Linked DNA regions of Homo sapiens: region 1 is linked to region 2. The links are chromatin loops, found by intact Hi-C in ENCODE. Cell type or tissue: heart right ventricle. All regions are shown on one strand.

What was found. Peaks named below come from ENCODE experiments on the same cell type or tissue, not always from the same donor. Only the 100,000 strongest peaks of a DNase experiment are listed, where the experiment ranks them.
Region 1: it touches region 2 in a loop (2.2-fold over the local background); 3 of 110 quality-filtered maps call a loop at or near these places.

What each region holds. Positions count from the first base shown.
Region 1 is chr2:160,661,700-160,669,699 of GRCh38, reverse strand. No RefSeq gene overlaps it. Among named protein-coding and RNA genes, the nearest start is that of RBMS1, 170 kb to the right of the region's middle. In heart right ventricle, no CTCF peak of the experiment used is centred here; no DNase peak of the experiment used is centred here; H3K4me3 peaks cover 443 bases; H3K27ac peaks cover 1,889 bases.
Region 2 is chr2:160,320,755-160,328,754 of GRCh38, reverse strand. All of the region lies in intron 2 of RBMS1 (RNA binding motif single stranded interacting protein 1), which reads left to right. Among named protein-coding and RNA genes, the nearest start is that of LINC02478, 53 kb to the right of the region's middle. In heart right ventricle, CTCF peaks have their summits at 4,175 and 4,384 (motif pointing left); a DNase peak (open chromatin) is centred at 4,414; H3K27ac peaks cover 5,894 bases.

The DNA.
Region 1 (8,000 bases), 340 kb before region 2:
ATAGCAATCCCACTTCTGGGTATATACCCAAAAGAATTGAAAGCAGAGTCTCTAACAGATATCCATGTTCATAGCAGCATTATTCACAATAGCCAAAAGTTGAAAGCAACCCAAGTGTCCATCAACAGATGAATGGATAAGCAAAATGTAGAACATACACACAATGGAATATTATTCAGTCTTAAAAAGGAAGGAAATGCTGTCACATGCTACAACACAGGTAAACCCTGAGGACATTATGCTAAATGAAATAAACTGGTCACAAAAAGACAAATACTATATGATTTCATTTATATCAAGTATCTAGAGTACTCAACTCATCATGATAGAAAGTAGAATAATGGTTGCCAGGAGCTGAGGGCAGGGGGAATAAGGAGTAGTTGTTTAATGGATATAGAGTTTCACAGTTTTACGAGATAAAAAGACTTCTGTAGATTGGTGGCACAGCACTTTGTGTACAAACACTACTAAACTGTATGCTTAAAATAGTAAATTTCATGTTGTGTATATTTTACCACAACTAAATGTTTTTTTAATTAATCAAGATGTTTTTGATCTCAATGATTCCAGAGTTCACCCTACTCTTAGTCATTCTCTCATCATATAGGCATAGCTAATATTTATTATCCAATAAAATCACCAGATTTCCTTCTAGATTTGCAGAAGCAAAATGGCTCATGAAATTTAACAATGTTTAGGCCAATAAACAGTTTGGGAATCAGACACTTATCTCATTGGTTCGTTAATAATGCATTCTATAACCAATATATGGTGGCATGTAACATCTTTTTTAAGGCTGATGATCAAGGTCTTGGTCAGTGTTTATTTCTATCAAAGTTCAAATCTTGTGATCTATTATAATTCATTCACATTTTATATTTCAAGTTTGAAATACATACAAACTATCTGATTCTCATACAGTTATATTTCTAGATGTGATTTCATTGATGTTTATGGTAGAGGATTACAATTTACAAAACTATAAAACCTGCTTTATTTGCCCTGTGTGGCAAATAGTTCAGCTTTCTCATTTTACATTGCTGAACGAGTTGAAAATATTTTGCAATTACTTCGGTTATTAATTTCAAAAAAAAATTCTATCAGTATTTCTATGAGGGATTTGTAATTGTAATTTCAGAAGCCACACGCCCAACGGATGGACTGTTTTTTTTTAAAGATACCCAAAAGCAGGGTTGAAGTTTGAAAACAAAGAGAAAAATCATAGTTAAAAAAATAGTATATAGTTTTTTATTAAAATGAAAAAAAATCATGTAAGAAACTATAACGAGGTCAGGCGCGGTGGCTCATGCTTGTAATCCCAGCACTTTGGGAGGCAGGCGGATCATGAGGTCAATAGATCGAGACCATCATGGCCAACATGGTGAAACCCCATCTCTACTAAAAATACAAAAATTAGCTAGACATGGTGGTGCATGCCTGTAGACCCAGTTACTCAGGAGGCTGAGGCAGGAAAATCATTTAAACCAGGGAGGTGGAGGTTGCAGTAAGCCAAGATCACACCAATGCACTCCAGCCTGGCAATAGAGTGAGACTCCATCTCAAAAAAAAAAAAAAAAAAAAAAGAAGAAGAAGAAATTATAATGAGAACTAATTTTAGAATTTAAATTGTTCCTTAATGCTTTTTGTTTATTTATGTTGAAAAGGAAGGCTACTCATATCAGAGATACCTTCATGATGACAGTGCTTAGTAAGTGATTTGTAGTTACTTTTGCTTTCTGTCTTAATACTTGGGTATCACACACAGAAAAATTAAGAAGAAAAATAAAAAAAGGAATTTCCACTCAACATTTCCCAATTTGAGATTATTTTTCTATTAGGAATAATTTCAGAATTTTGTCAAGCAATTTTCAAATAATAATACTTTTTGTGGTTTATAATACCATAATCCACGTGGTTCAGTCTCAGAGCAGTATTATGGCTAAAAGTATACAGTCCTTGCAAACAAATTTAATTTCAAAATAAATGAAGCCCTTTTCTTGTATGTACTGAACACTATGATGAAGACACATGAGTTTCAGCAATTCTTAAAATCCTCTTTTTTCTCCCCTCCACCCAACACTATCATATATAATGTCTGTTCCTGGACCTTTCTCAAATCTCCAAAAAATCTCCTCTACCTTCAACCTACATGACTTTTTCTATTATTTTTCCACTTACTTTTCTTCTTCTAGCCCCTCATTATACAAATTGACATTATATATAAATGGGAAATAAAATGTATATTGACACTAAATCATTCTCCCTCATCCTCCTACTATTCCAATGAATCTCTCTGCCTGTTATTCTATTCTTTCTCTTCAAAGTCAGGAGAAATGGAAAGACACTTTTTGAAAGAGAAAAAACAATGACTGAACAAACCTGAAATTCTCTTTTGCAGACAGGTGGTAAGTATGAGAGAGAAACTAAAAATCTTCATACACCCATAATTTTTAGTTCGTTGCATTCTAATGGCTACAAAATTTACTGCCCTTTCAATGAAAGTATAAAGCTGTTCACAGAGAGTATCTAAACTTAAAATCCTGAAACCATCATTCCATTCAGACCATAATTTTTAAATAACATCAGCAGCAAGAGCTTAATAAATTGAAGGTTCTCCTCACTTCCTTTTAAGTACCTCAGAGAATTTAAAACCTAGAAGAGAGAGTTAGTTCAACTGTTTTTGCTCTACACATTTTTGCTTTGGAGAGTTGTAGTGGTTTGGGTTAAAATTTTGACCCTAAGCACTGTGATATTCCCTCCCACGATGTGAGTCCCAAGAAACATCTGGAGTCTTCTGCAATGGGTCTCTGAATTTTCATTTCCCTACGTGGTACATATACAGGTTGCACATTATGATTTAATCAGCTGTCTAGAAAAATAGGCTCTTAGAATTCTAACACACTGGAACCAGTTGTGGTGTTTTTAAAGTAACAGCAGGACCACACTTACATCCTAAGACAGCACTCAGTCAAGAGTTCTTTATATCTCTTTTACAGTTCCTCTCTTCATACAAAGTAAACTTTTCTTCCTTTGGTCAAAAGGACATAGGACGAGCTATCTAAATGAAAGCACAGTTCTCTTGTGTCTGATGAATCACTAAGTGACTTGGTTCAACATTAGGTCACTGTGGAACACAGACTGTAACAGAAACACATAAAAGCTCTGACAGGGGAGGGGAGAGATGCTATTCTGGAATATCGTTGCCAGAGTAACATAAACCTTGTGTGTTTTCACAAGGAAATGAGTCACTTGTTTCTGTTGGCTAAAACTCTGTTTTCTTTAATTTCATATTTTAGCTGTCTAATATATGCTGAAAGAGCCCAGGGTTTCCAGTCTTCAGACGGAGATAACTTGCTAATTAAAAGCTCAACAGAGGGTTTTGCATGGTAATTAAACAGAACTGGATAAAAGAAACACTCAAGCAAACAGGAGCACATAGCAAATGCAAGGGTGAGAGCACTCAAACCACAATCAGTCCTCTAAGAGGGCCTGGGGAGGGGGAGCAATACCCATTGAGATAATTCAGAAGACAACAACAACTACAAATAACATTCACTGGACCCAATTTGCTAAGAAAAAAGTATAATATACTCAGACAAACTCAGGATATTTTGCCTGGAATTATTGAGTTATTTTCACGTTTTCCTTTTTTTTTTAAGATTTACCATTAGAAAGACTTACAGCAGGGGCTACACACACAGAAGCCGTCTGAGCTTGGCTGGTGACAAACTAGTGATGCAGGCTGACTATGGGACAACAGGGAGTGATGGGGACTATGGCATTCAGTCAAAAAGTTTAAAATGCTGTGCTTTGCATAATGTATTTAATATTTTACCTGTGAGCCAGATTCATCCTATAGGGTACTAGATCGGGACCTCTGTTCTTGAGTGGCAAGAAACACATGCTTCTTCATTTTTATTTGAAGACTGGCTTTCTTTTAAATATATCCACTGATAAAAATGTCAATATTCATTCAAACTTTTAAAATTATTATTGATATAGATGTCTATATTAAGAATCCTGATACTTAATATATACATACATACATATATATGTGTATATGTGTGTGTGTGTGTGTGTGTGTGTGTGTGTGTAGTTCTCCTCCAGTTTCTTTGCTTTTACGTCCCAAAACATATGGCCATTTGGTACTACTCTGCCTATATTTTTTCTCCCTGTTCTTCTTGATACCTCTTTAAGCAAATAGTCATTACCATCTACCTCTAATGGGTTACAGCCTCTTCTCCCACACCCCAGAAACCTATTCTCAACTGCCCACTTTACCGGAACTGTTGACCTCTTAATCGCCCGCCCTAGTGGACTTTCCAGCCCTGATTCCCTTAGGCCTCCCTAACTCTGTTAGTCCTTACTGGGGACACTCCTTGTTTGTAATACTCTTCTTCATCAGTTTCCCCCTTAACCAAACTATGTTAATTCTCTTTATCCTTCAGTCCTCTGTTGACTTCCATATTTAAATTATCCAAGTCTGACCTCTCTCCCTAATTACCTTCTGAATATTTTTACTGATATCCAATATTCCACTCCAACATAATATTTTAAAAATCACACTCCCCATTTTCCTCCTCTAAACCAGCATCTCTTCCTGACTTCTTTATCTCTGTCAATGGTACAATCATTCTCTCCACAAGACAGTCTCAAACCAAGAAGCTGTCTTTGATTCTTCCCTTTCCTTTCTTTCTCCTACACACAGGATTAGTCGCCAAGCTTGTTGGCTCTTGTAAAGTAATCTATTCTATATCCAAGCCTTCTTTTCTGATCTCATAGCCACACCCTTGACCAGAACCTTGGTTATTATCACTTAATGCCTAATGTATTCCAACACTTCCCTAATCAGTCTCTGCCTGCAATCTCTCAGTGCTGCAACCCATCCTGCTCACTGCAGCCAGATATGCTGTATTTTAAACTCCGCTGTCATGGCTGACCCCTGCTCAAAGCTTCCAGTGACATCCTGTGCCTGTAAGTGCAGACATGGCAGTGTAGTGTTCAGGTTCTCCAGGAGGGTACCTCCTCTTACATTCTTATTTTCCTCATCTCCCACCTGAAGTCCTTCTCTTTCTGCACTGTTTCACTCCTTGTCCTTGAGCCTTCCCACCACCCAAATGATGCCCCCCCCTTCTAGAAAAAATGACCCTTCCCATTTTACCCCTACCCACTTTCGTGGCTCACCTCACTGACCACCTCCTCCCAGAAGCCTTTCCTGATCATATAGGCACTTTCTGCCATATTTCAGCTTGTGTTTATCAAAGACTTCATGAGTTTGGGTCTTGTGCTCTTCAAGAATTCTTAGCCCTCTAAACAGAAGAAGTCTTGTTCATGTATACTGTAGTCACAATGATATAGTTGCAATAGCTTTTCTATAATTATTTCTTGAATAAAGATGGTAATTATCTTAATACTGGCATCTATAGCTACTAAGTTGTACAGAGTGGAATATACATCTTAATGAGTGTGTTTTCAAGATTTTCATAACTTTTTACAGACATTTGTTCATCTTTCATGCATGTCTGAAAGATTTAAGAACATTAATTAAATGTCTAATCAATTTGTATCATAATTAACTTCTATCCAAATCCTTATTTAGCATCCATGTTCTTTCTTTTCTCCTTAGAAACATTTTCTTCTTCTCAGAGATATTTCTTCCTGCAATTGTATTTGTATCATATATACTTTATCAATTCTCATTTTTTAAAACCTGTTATTCAGTTTTTAGAATTTTAACTCATAATGTAGAATGTATATAGTCTCCCATTTTTCAATTGACTAGGATAGTCTCCAATAATAGAATTGCTGGGTCTAAGAGTATATGATTTTGTAATTTTGACAGATACTATCAAATAGCTATTTATAATAGAATGAACTATTTTCCTCCCACAAAGATGATGTCTAAGAGTGCCCATTTCTCCAAAGTGGGACTAACACAGTGCATTATTCAAACTTTTGGGGTTTTGTCAGTTTAATAGGTGAAAAATCGATTAAGGGTAGTTTTTAACAATTACCTTTGTTGCAGTATAATTTATATAATAAAATTTGTTTTAAGTATATAATGTTTTGAGTTTCGACAAACATATATGACGGTATTAATGTAATCACAACCACAAACATTATATAGAACATGTATAGAACATCACACCCAAAATCCTTCATGCCCCTTTACAGCAAATTCCCTAACCCCATCCCAAGCCTCTGACAACCATTAATTTGCTTTTAGCCACCATGGTTTTGCCTTTTATAGTACTTCATGAGGAATTATACAGTAGGCACTCTTTTCTGTATGGCTCCTCCTATTAATAAAATGTTTTTGAGCATCATCTGTGCTGATGTGTGTACCAATCTTTCATTCTTCTCTGTTGTAGCATAGTACTGCATTGTAGGGATAAATTAAAATTTGTTTATCCACTTACCAGTTAATAGACATATTGGTTATTTTCAGTTTGGGCCTATTATGAATAAAACCATCATGAATAATTGAGTATAAGCATTCCACATGGACAGTTCTATGCAAACCTGCCCCCTAAAGCCTAAGGATGCTGAGAGGCCAAATAAAGAGGCTAACAAATCCAGTTTCTTAAAAATAAATATTTAATAGGGACTTATAAGCAGAAACGATGTCTCAGGTGGCTGTGAGACAGTGGATACCCACACCTGCCCTTTGGAAAATATCTTTTCTATAGCAAGCTTTTAGGGCAAAACATGTGCAGCTGGTCACATCTCAGATTTTCTTGCCAAAACTCATGACTACTGGAGAGGTTGCCTAAGCATCTTTATGAGGGCTTATTTATCCTACAGGTATTGTTGTAAGACCTTGCTGCCAAACACCTTGGTATGCAGAAGTCATCATTGCTTCAAGATGGTGTCACTCTTGCCATACGACAGGTTGTTTTTCTATAATAAGTATTTGTGTGAAAATATGTTTTCAAAAACAAATTTTTTAATTTAAAAAAAAAAAAGAAAAAAGCAGTCCAGGTGCAGTGGCTTACACCTGTAATCCTAACACTTTGGGAGGCCGAGATGGGCCGACAGTTTAAATCCAAGAGTTCAAGACCAGCCTGGGCAACATGGCTAAACCCTGTCTCCACAAAAAATACAAAAATTAGCTGGTCATTACAGCACCCACCTGTAATCCCAGCTACTTGGGAGGCTGAGGTGGGGGATCGCTTGAGCCCAGGAGGTCAAGGCTGCCATGTGCCATGATAGTGCCACTGCACTCTAGGCTGGGAAACAGAGCAAGACCTTGTCTCAAAAAAAAAAAAAAATTAAAAAAAGAAAATACGTTTTATTTCTCTTGGATGAATCACTATAAATGGTATTGCTGAGTTGTATGATGTGTATTTTTAACATTATGAGAAACTTCCAAATTGTTTTCCAAAATTGCTGTGACATTTTCTTTTATTTCCATCAGCAATATATGAGAGTTGCGTTTGCATCATACCTTTGCCAATACAAAGTATTGTCGGTTTTCAACTGTAGTCACTTTAGTGGGTATGTAATGGTAATTGAGGTTTTAATTTGCTTTTTCTTCAGACTAATGATGTTGAGCATCCTTTCATGTGCTTACTTGCCATTTATATATCTTCTTTGGTGAAGTGTCTATTCAAATATTTATTAGTTTTTTTAATTATTGAGTTTAAGTGTTCTTATATCTTCCAGTTAAGGTCTATTTTAGAACTATATTTTACAAATATTTTCTTTCAGACTATGGCTTACCTTCCATTTTCATAAAAGAGTCTTTTGAAAAGCAAAAGATTCTAATTTTGTATTTTAATGAAATCTAGCATAACAACTTATTAGTTTATAGTTTGTGTTTTTGGTTTTCTATCTAGCAAATCTTTGCTAACCAAGGTCACAAAGATTTCTTCACATACTTTCTTCTAAAAGTTTAATAGTTTCACTTTTATAATTCTATAATCCATTTTGAGTTAATTTTTAAGCATGATGTGAGGTAAGGACTTATGGATGCCTATTTGTTGACAAGACCATACTTA
Region 2 (8,000 bases):
AACAGTTTAGAAACGAAAGCTTTTCTGGGTTTTTTGCACACGTTCCGCCCCACCCCAGCCCCTTATAGTTTTGTTTCCGTGGTGTTGGGGGCGGGGGGAGGGTGCTAATTTTTAATTCCATTTTAAGTTCCTAAATTGCCTTGCTTCCCTCCTGTGATTTTTTGAGCTAAATTGGCATAAACTATAAGGTCATATTCATTTTCTAAGGCAAAATGTATTTCCCTTCTCCTCACTGCTGCCAATTCCCCACACCAAACACTTTTTGGGGGAAAATCATATTACATGTTTATATTTTATTCACTCAAACCAATGTATGTTGAGAGGTTACAATATGAAAAAAAAAAAAACTGTGCTGAAAAGTTACAAAAAAGTTGTGTCTCTCTTTTCTCAATATTTTGCCACATTGGATCACATTGATATTAGGGTAAGAAGGTAGTCTAGGTAAATGCTCTCAAGTCTCAAGTAATTAGAAGTGCCCTTAATTGAAGGGTATGGGAGAAAAGAATAACACTTATTAGTCATTGAATATTCATTATATGTCAGGCACCATAGTGGTCATTTATAACAGTGCTGTGAGGGAGACATTATCATACAACTTTACAGATGAGGATCCTGAGGCCAGGCAACTAACTACACCAGAGTCACAGGGCTGCCCATTGGCCATATCAGCACTTGATATGGTCTCTCTGGTGGCAACTCTCTCTTCTTTCCATTATAACATTGTCTTCCTTATGTTTCAGTAAAGTTAAGTAGTATATAAACACAAGGGTGACACTGTCAAAGCAAAGAAAATACATTACAGGTTTTGGTGGGAGAGGAAGAAAATTTAAGAAATAATTATTGTCAGTTCATAAATTCAATTCAGAAATAGAAGGCCACTTTCTATGATCAAATTGCCTTTGCTTTAAAAGTTGGACATTCATCAGTGTTTGAGACATTTAGGGATTCATTTTTATGATAGATAATATACATTTTACTTGCAAAATTCTGGGTTTCATTTTCGGCACATATTATTTTCCTCTGACATGTTAGTACTCGGGAGCACTAATTTGGGTCTGGCCATCTGTGACTACATCCTTAAGTGCTGTAGTACAGTGACTTCTGGTAAAAATATTGTCATAAGATAATGTAAATGACCTTTTGTGTGCAATGTGCTCTTAAAAGACCATAAAATAATGTAAAGCTACGTTACCTTGATTGCAGATCATAATAGACTTGATACTAAACTATAATAGCAAGTCTGTGTAATAAATCAAATGCTTTATAATATGCTCTTTTATTTAGAAGAGAGGTTATACATTTTTCATAGTCTATGGCAAAAAAATGCATCTTAGCGATTTTTAATGAGATAGTTTTAGTGTTTTATATGAATTTTTTAGTCCAAGTTATACATACAGTAAACAGCATCAATTGTTACCTTCATATACTATTTATAATGGATTCACCCAGGCATGTTGGTAAGACATTAACAGGAATGATTCTCAATTTAGTGAGAAAAGGTTATTAGTCTCAAAATCTGGGTAGAGATGACCAGTTTCATTTGTACTCTCAAAGGATGTGTTGATCTGAAAATTTCAAAGTTATGAAAAATCAGGTATGTAGATGTCTGTATCTTCTCTTGAAAAAATGTGATAACTGTCCCAATGCTTCTGTAATTCAGTCTTCATCAGCTCACATGCTGTAAGGCAGCTAGGCTAGCTGAGAGTTAGACCACATGAGGATTGTCTGAACTTCTGCTAAATCACCTCAAATCTGCAGGCTTTGCATCTGTGGCTGGAGCTGAAATTGTTTTCCTTTCCAGGACAGTTCAGAAAAGTGAACTTTGTGATTCTTTTTCCCCATCTTCTAAATTCACAGAGACAAGCCACTGGCTTTCCATTGCACAGATACCATGGATTATTTTTCTCAGATGTCAAGTTAAGCATTTAAGACTTCTTCAAAGAAATCCTTTGTCTTTAATCTCTCCTGCCCTGTAGAGCCTTTCCATTCACCCCCTCCGTCTCGTCATCCCTCATTGTAATTTCTTGAACTTAAGTGTTATTGCCAAAGTACAAAAAGCAAGAAAATAAATAAAATGTGGCATCTCTCTCTGCTAATCCTGGACAAAAATTTTCGTTAATCTTACTAAAATAATTGCTCTTGTGATTTCATTCTACAGTTCCAAATCCTCCAGTCTCATTCTGTTCTCTCTGTCCTTTTCTTAGAATGCAGAGTCCTCCAAGACTTTTGGAGACTTAAGTTTCCATAACTCACTACATAGGTTTGCATTAGATTCTTTATTGTCCTACAGAGCCCACCTAGATTTTTGTTTTCTCCAGTTTTTCTTACTCAACTTGACCTTCCCTCTATGTTTATGCCTCCTTTATTTAGCATACATCATACAGGGTCTCATATTTTTAGTTATTTTTTAGTATTAAAAGTTTTTTACATACCCCAAAGGACTGTCCTCCTTAATGGTAGGTGTGGCATCTGCTGTATTTTTCACAGGCCTTGAAAGGGCATACTGTAAACATGCTATAAATATTTTTGAGTTGATTTCTTGGTTTGATCTCTCCTTTCTTGACTGTACTTATCTTTCCCGTAATCCCTTCACCTTCAGCGCCTGGTTTTCAGTTGTTTCTGACCTTTAGGTCTGCAGTAGCTTTTCTTGCCAAGCATTCTCCTTTAAACCCTGGCTTCAATTCCAGCTACATACACCAGGAATCTTTTATTCATAAAGGTACACTCAGCCATATAACACAAGTGGAAGGGGCAGCTATCTAATGTAAGAGTTAGGCCAGAACAACCAAATGAAATGGGGAATATCTTTCTATACCCTTAATTTTTGTGTCTTGGAAGTAGAAACATTGAAAATCATCAGGGCAAAAGAGGTAAATGTCATATAAAATTTACTTGATTTTGATTGCCTAATAAATTTTTACATCTTCTATCTCATCTCCAAATACCACTTTACATGCCAAGTAAATAAAGGAAATATAACCAGCTGAATTATTCCAGGTAGTGAGAATTCAGAATAACATGGGTAATGACCCTTTCTACTATTTTTAGGCCTCATTCTCCAAAAAACTTTATTTGCTAAACAGACGTAATGTATACTTTGTGTTCCTTCCCCTATCCAACCACTGTTGAAAGAGCTAAAGCAAGTTTTAGGAAATCCCCTTTGTCTGGGAGGCCATTGAAAAAACAAAGCAGCCAAAAAAGTGAGTTAGAAAACTGCATTCATCTGTGTGTACATGTGTGAGGACGTGTATTGTATTTTTTCTTTTTTCCCAGCAACTCCAAAATAACAAGAGGGGGTTTCCTCAAATAGATTTGTAGTCCTCAAATTCATTTCCCTCAAATAGATACCTTAGTTATTCCTTTTAAGCTTTAAAGCCAGTCCTGCCGACCCCCTCACTGAGGTATATGCTCTACTGGGCATGTTATTCCAAGATAGACCAATGTCATGTATCCAGAAGGTCTTTAGTCAGGTAACTTCTTCCTGAATGTCATCAGCATCTGTCTTAAGGACCTTAGCAATTACGGAGTCCACCCCTCATCTCCTTACTCTTTTGGAGCTGTGTGCAGAGTCAAACTGGGAATTACTTTCAATCTGTGGCACAGTCTGTGGTTGGTGACCCAAGTTTCCATAGCTGTCAACATGCTTGGCCTTTAAACTCCAAAGCAAACATTCTACCTCCCATCTTTGCTACTTAGTTGTGTAACCTTGAATACGTCCCTTACTGACTCTGCTCCTGAGTTTCACATCTACAAAGTAGGAGTAATACTCCACCTCCCCAAAAGATTAAGAAGATTAAAATAATTGGCGCATATATATGTGTGTGTGTGTGTGTGTGTGTGTGTGTGTATATATATATATATATATATATATACACACACACACACACATCTCGCTTAGAATAGTGCCTGGCATAGAGTAGGAGCTGTATACCTGTAAGTAATTACTTTTATTATTCCCCTGAATTAACTCACGAGGTCATAAGTTTTCTGATGTTGATGTTTTATTTTTCTCTTCTTTTTCTCATTTCAATCCCCTGTCCCTCCTACTTGCTAATTATGGTCATATACATAGGCACAGCGTCTTTTACGGGATGTGTGAATCCCTGTTTGTCCTTCAGGAGCAGCTATTATGAAAACTATCATTCTATATGCATGAGCAACATTCTGCCCTTTCTCAAAGTTAAAGTATCTTTTTTGTTTATACATATCACTTTTTTTTTTACTGTTGTTTTAAACACACCCATTGTGTTTTCAGGTTTAATAATATTCATAAAATATTCTAAAACTAGCACAAGCACTGCAAATGACCCCATGTGCCTTAAATGAATTTACAACTGAAATGACCAATATTAAAATAACTTAACAACCATTGTCGCCATCTGTTGGTGGTGGTTGGAGTGGACGCCACTCTCCAGAGCTTTGGCTTATAACCTGGACTCTTCAAAAGCTGCACGTTCCCTAGCACACAGGAAAATTGTGTGTGTGTGTGTGTGCACGCGCACGCATGCTTGCACGCACACACATACGTTTATACATTTGTACGTGCCAGTGGATAAAGTCTATAATGATATGCACCAATAATCATATCCAGGACTTCAGGTGATTTTAATTTTTCAACCTACTTTTCTTTGTCTTCTAAGTGTACAATAAGCTTGTGTTTCTTTTGTAATATAAATTACCAAAAAGGTAGAATTTAGGAGTAACTAAGTGATAGAGGCAGAGGAGAAAATTAAGCTTTATATACTAAGTGCAAACTGAGATATACCTACATTTTATATTGTAGCAGATGAAAGAGGAGATCTAAATGGAAAGAAAGAAATGAGTAAAACTGTGGTGTAAACTAAAGAAGTTTTAGTAAATTCTAAGTAAAAGGTTTTATTAGCCAAGCTCACTTGGGCCAAGAGGTTTGAACATGAGCTTTTACCTGTTATCCTCTCCCTTTGAAATTCATATTATTATATAGTCATGTCTCTTAATTACTCTTCATCTTTTTACTGTCAGAGCTTGCTCTGGAGTGGATTATCTACTCTAGCAAAGAATATTATAATCTGGGTAGCTGGGGCTGTGGTCTAACCCAGTTACTTTGAAGCCAGATGAAATCCAAAGAATCTTCATAGTCACAGTTTTTTTTTTTTTTTTTTTCTTTCATGAAATTCTACATCATGCTGTTTGGTCGTGCACTTTCTTAGTGTCCTTAGAGTGTGAATTCCGCCAGTCAGGAGACCTGTTTCTCCTAGTACATCATATGTCCCTATTCCGTAACAGTGATTTTTTTTTTAAACAGGGGGTCTCACTCTGTCACCCAGGCTGGAGTGCAGTGACGCAGTCCTGGCTCATTGCAACCTCTGCCTCCCAGGCCCAAGTGATCCTCCCACCTCAGCTTCCTAAGTAGCTGGGACTACAGGCGTGCACCACCACGTCCAGCTAATTTTTGTATTGTTTGTCGAGAGGGTGTTTTGCCACATTGCCCAGGCTGGTCTCGATCTTCTAAGCTCAAGCAGTCTGCACACCTCAGCCTCCCAAAGTGCTGGGATTACAGGCGTGAGCCACCGTGCCTGGCTGATGATTTAAAAAAAAAAAAAAAATTAAGCTACAGATAGGAGCAAGGGGAGGTGAAGATCTGGTTGCTTTATGAATTTGTACCCAGATGTCTGTTACTCTTACAGGCATTGGTGATTGACAACAGAATTAGATTAAATGTTAACTGTCTATAACAGCTCCCCCTCACCCCTCACTTTAAATCTTACTGCAAGTAAAATGAGTAGAGAGAGATGATGACTACTGTGAACCCTCCCACTCCTTATCCCAGTCCCTGAGGTGCCATTTGATATATGGCTCCTCCTCATATTCTAGATCTGGACCTTTCCTGGCTCTTTTGTCATGACATCAAAAACTACTGGTTCTATACTGCATTGCCACAATAAGATATCCAAGTTGCCCACTGAGGAGCTAACTTAGCTAGGGCCTGACGGATTTCAAGGGTTGCATCTTCTAGTTCTGGGGTCTGTATTTTAATGGGAGCCTCTTGTGCTGGAAGTGGTATAATTGAGTGGACAGCCCAAAAGAAGAATATTTTAGGAAAGGGAAGCCCTTCAGCACCTTAGGTAAATCCAAATAAGCAGCTTCCTGTGCCACTTGTTTGCAGAAGGCCAGTATGCAGCTGCCCCACAGACAGAGTGGAATCCGTTTCTGATGTTCTGTGAAATCACAGTCTTTCAGTCTTACTCCACAACTTGCAAGGAAAACCACAATAGAAAGTAAAACTGATAAATGTCAGAAATCACTCTTTTTCTACTCACCATCCTCTGTCTTGTTATCCCTCTTTCAACCATAAGCCACGTGTTTATTTCTTATGTTTAAAACAAATGAGTAAAAAATGTCCTGTGCTTGGAAAATGAATATTTGAGTACCGTACAGACCTTCCATTACCCTTCTTCTTCCATACTCAGAGGGCATTGTTTCTCAAAATCATTTCATTGATAAGTTGCCATGAAAATTTACTCATTTGTGAGCTCTGGGATTTCAGGCAAGGTGTAATGCTCAAAACTTGTATGAGCTTTTTGTTTTCTCATATGCACAAATGGGAATAATAACACCTACCTCATAAGATTGTTGTGAAGTTAATTAAATAAAAGCATACATGCAAAGTACCTGGCACAGTGTCTAGGACATAAGTAGGAAGTCAACAAATGTAATGCCCTTTCTAGTTTCTTAGAAAATAGCCAACTAAATAGTTGAAGAGATTAGTGATAGTTTCATGGAAAAGATAATGTTTGAACAAGTTCTTCAAGTTCAAGCATGGGTAGAATAGGTAATGGAGAGATGTTTAAAGGGGTATTTAAGGTAAATTAATGCAACAGACAGGGTTGAAAAGCTGGATGCAGGGAGAACTATTATGTGTTTTTTGCATGTGTCTAGGAACAGTGAAGGGAGAAAGTAAAGATTGGAAACATATCAAAGACAAAATTTGGAAGAGTTATTGATCACCTGGGTTCAGGAATTACTGAGTTAGTGGTGGCACGAGGACCCCGAGCTTGGTAGGAGATTGGGAGAGTGAGTGCTAGTGAATGAAAAGAGATATGGAGAGAGACAGGGAAAGCCATGTTTGAGATAATATTGAAGATGAGATTTAGAAAGTCGTGGGCTTGATATTTCACTACTTAAATATTTCACTGGATATTTAAGAATCCTAATAAAATATTAAGGTATTTAAGTAGAAAGAGGAAGAGAGAAAAACCAAAGCTTTGGTGAGTTTTAAAAAAAACACATACACACACAAGGAAGAACTGAGCAGCATCAGAGGAGATTCATTAATTAAAAACATGGCACTGAATGAATTTCCTAAGAGAAGAAACAGTTGAAGACCAAATATTAAACTTGATGAAAGTACTTAGTTAAGGAGGGAGAAGAGGAAGCTGAATGGGCAAAGAACCCCTGAAAGAGGGCTGTGAAAGATGGAATGAGATGGGGGAGTACCTGCCACAGAGAAGGGAGGTGCACTGGCAGAGCGGACTCATGCCAGATGTAGCAAACAAGCTGAGAGAGGGTGTGGCATGGCTTGCATTCAGCACTACTGAGCCTTTTCTCTTTGCCTACTTCCTCATTCCCCTTTCTCCATGCATTTTCCTGTCTTTCCCATCATTAAATGTTGAAAGCAGAACTAGAAGTGTCGAAGGCCAACCCTTTACCTTCCTTCTCCTAAATGAGCCTTTCTTCTGTTTGGTTTACAAAATGCCCTGAACTCTGAGAGCTTGAGCAGTCTCTTAATCACTGTGACTCTCAATCTCCTTACCCCAAATTGGAGTCATACCTACCGTCCCCCCGCTTTTGGAAAAGTATGAAACAGGGATACAGTCTAAAAGTGCTTTTGTCAAGGACTTGTACACACGAGAGAGTCCTGGTGCCTTTGTCCATTTTTCGTGTTCCTGTAAAGGAATACTTATGCTAGGTAGTTTGTTAAAAGAAAAGGTTTATTTGGTTCGTAGTTCTGCCGGTTGTAC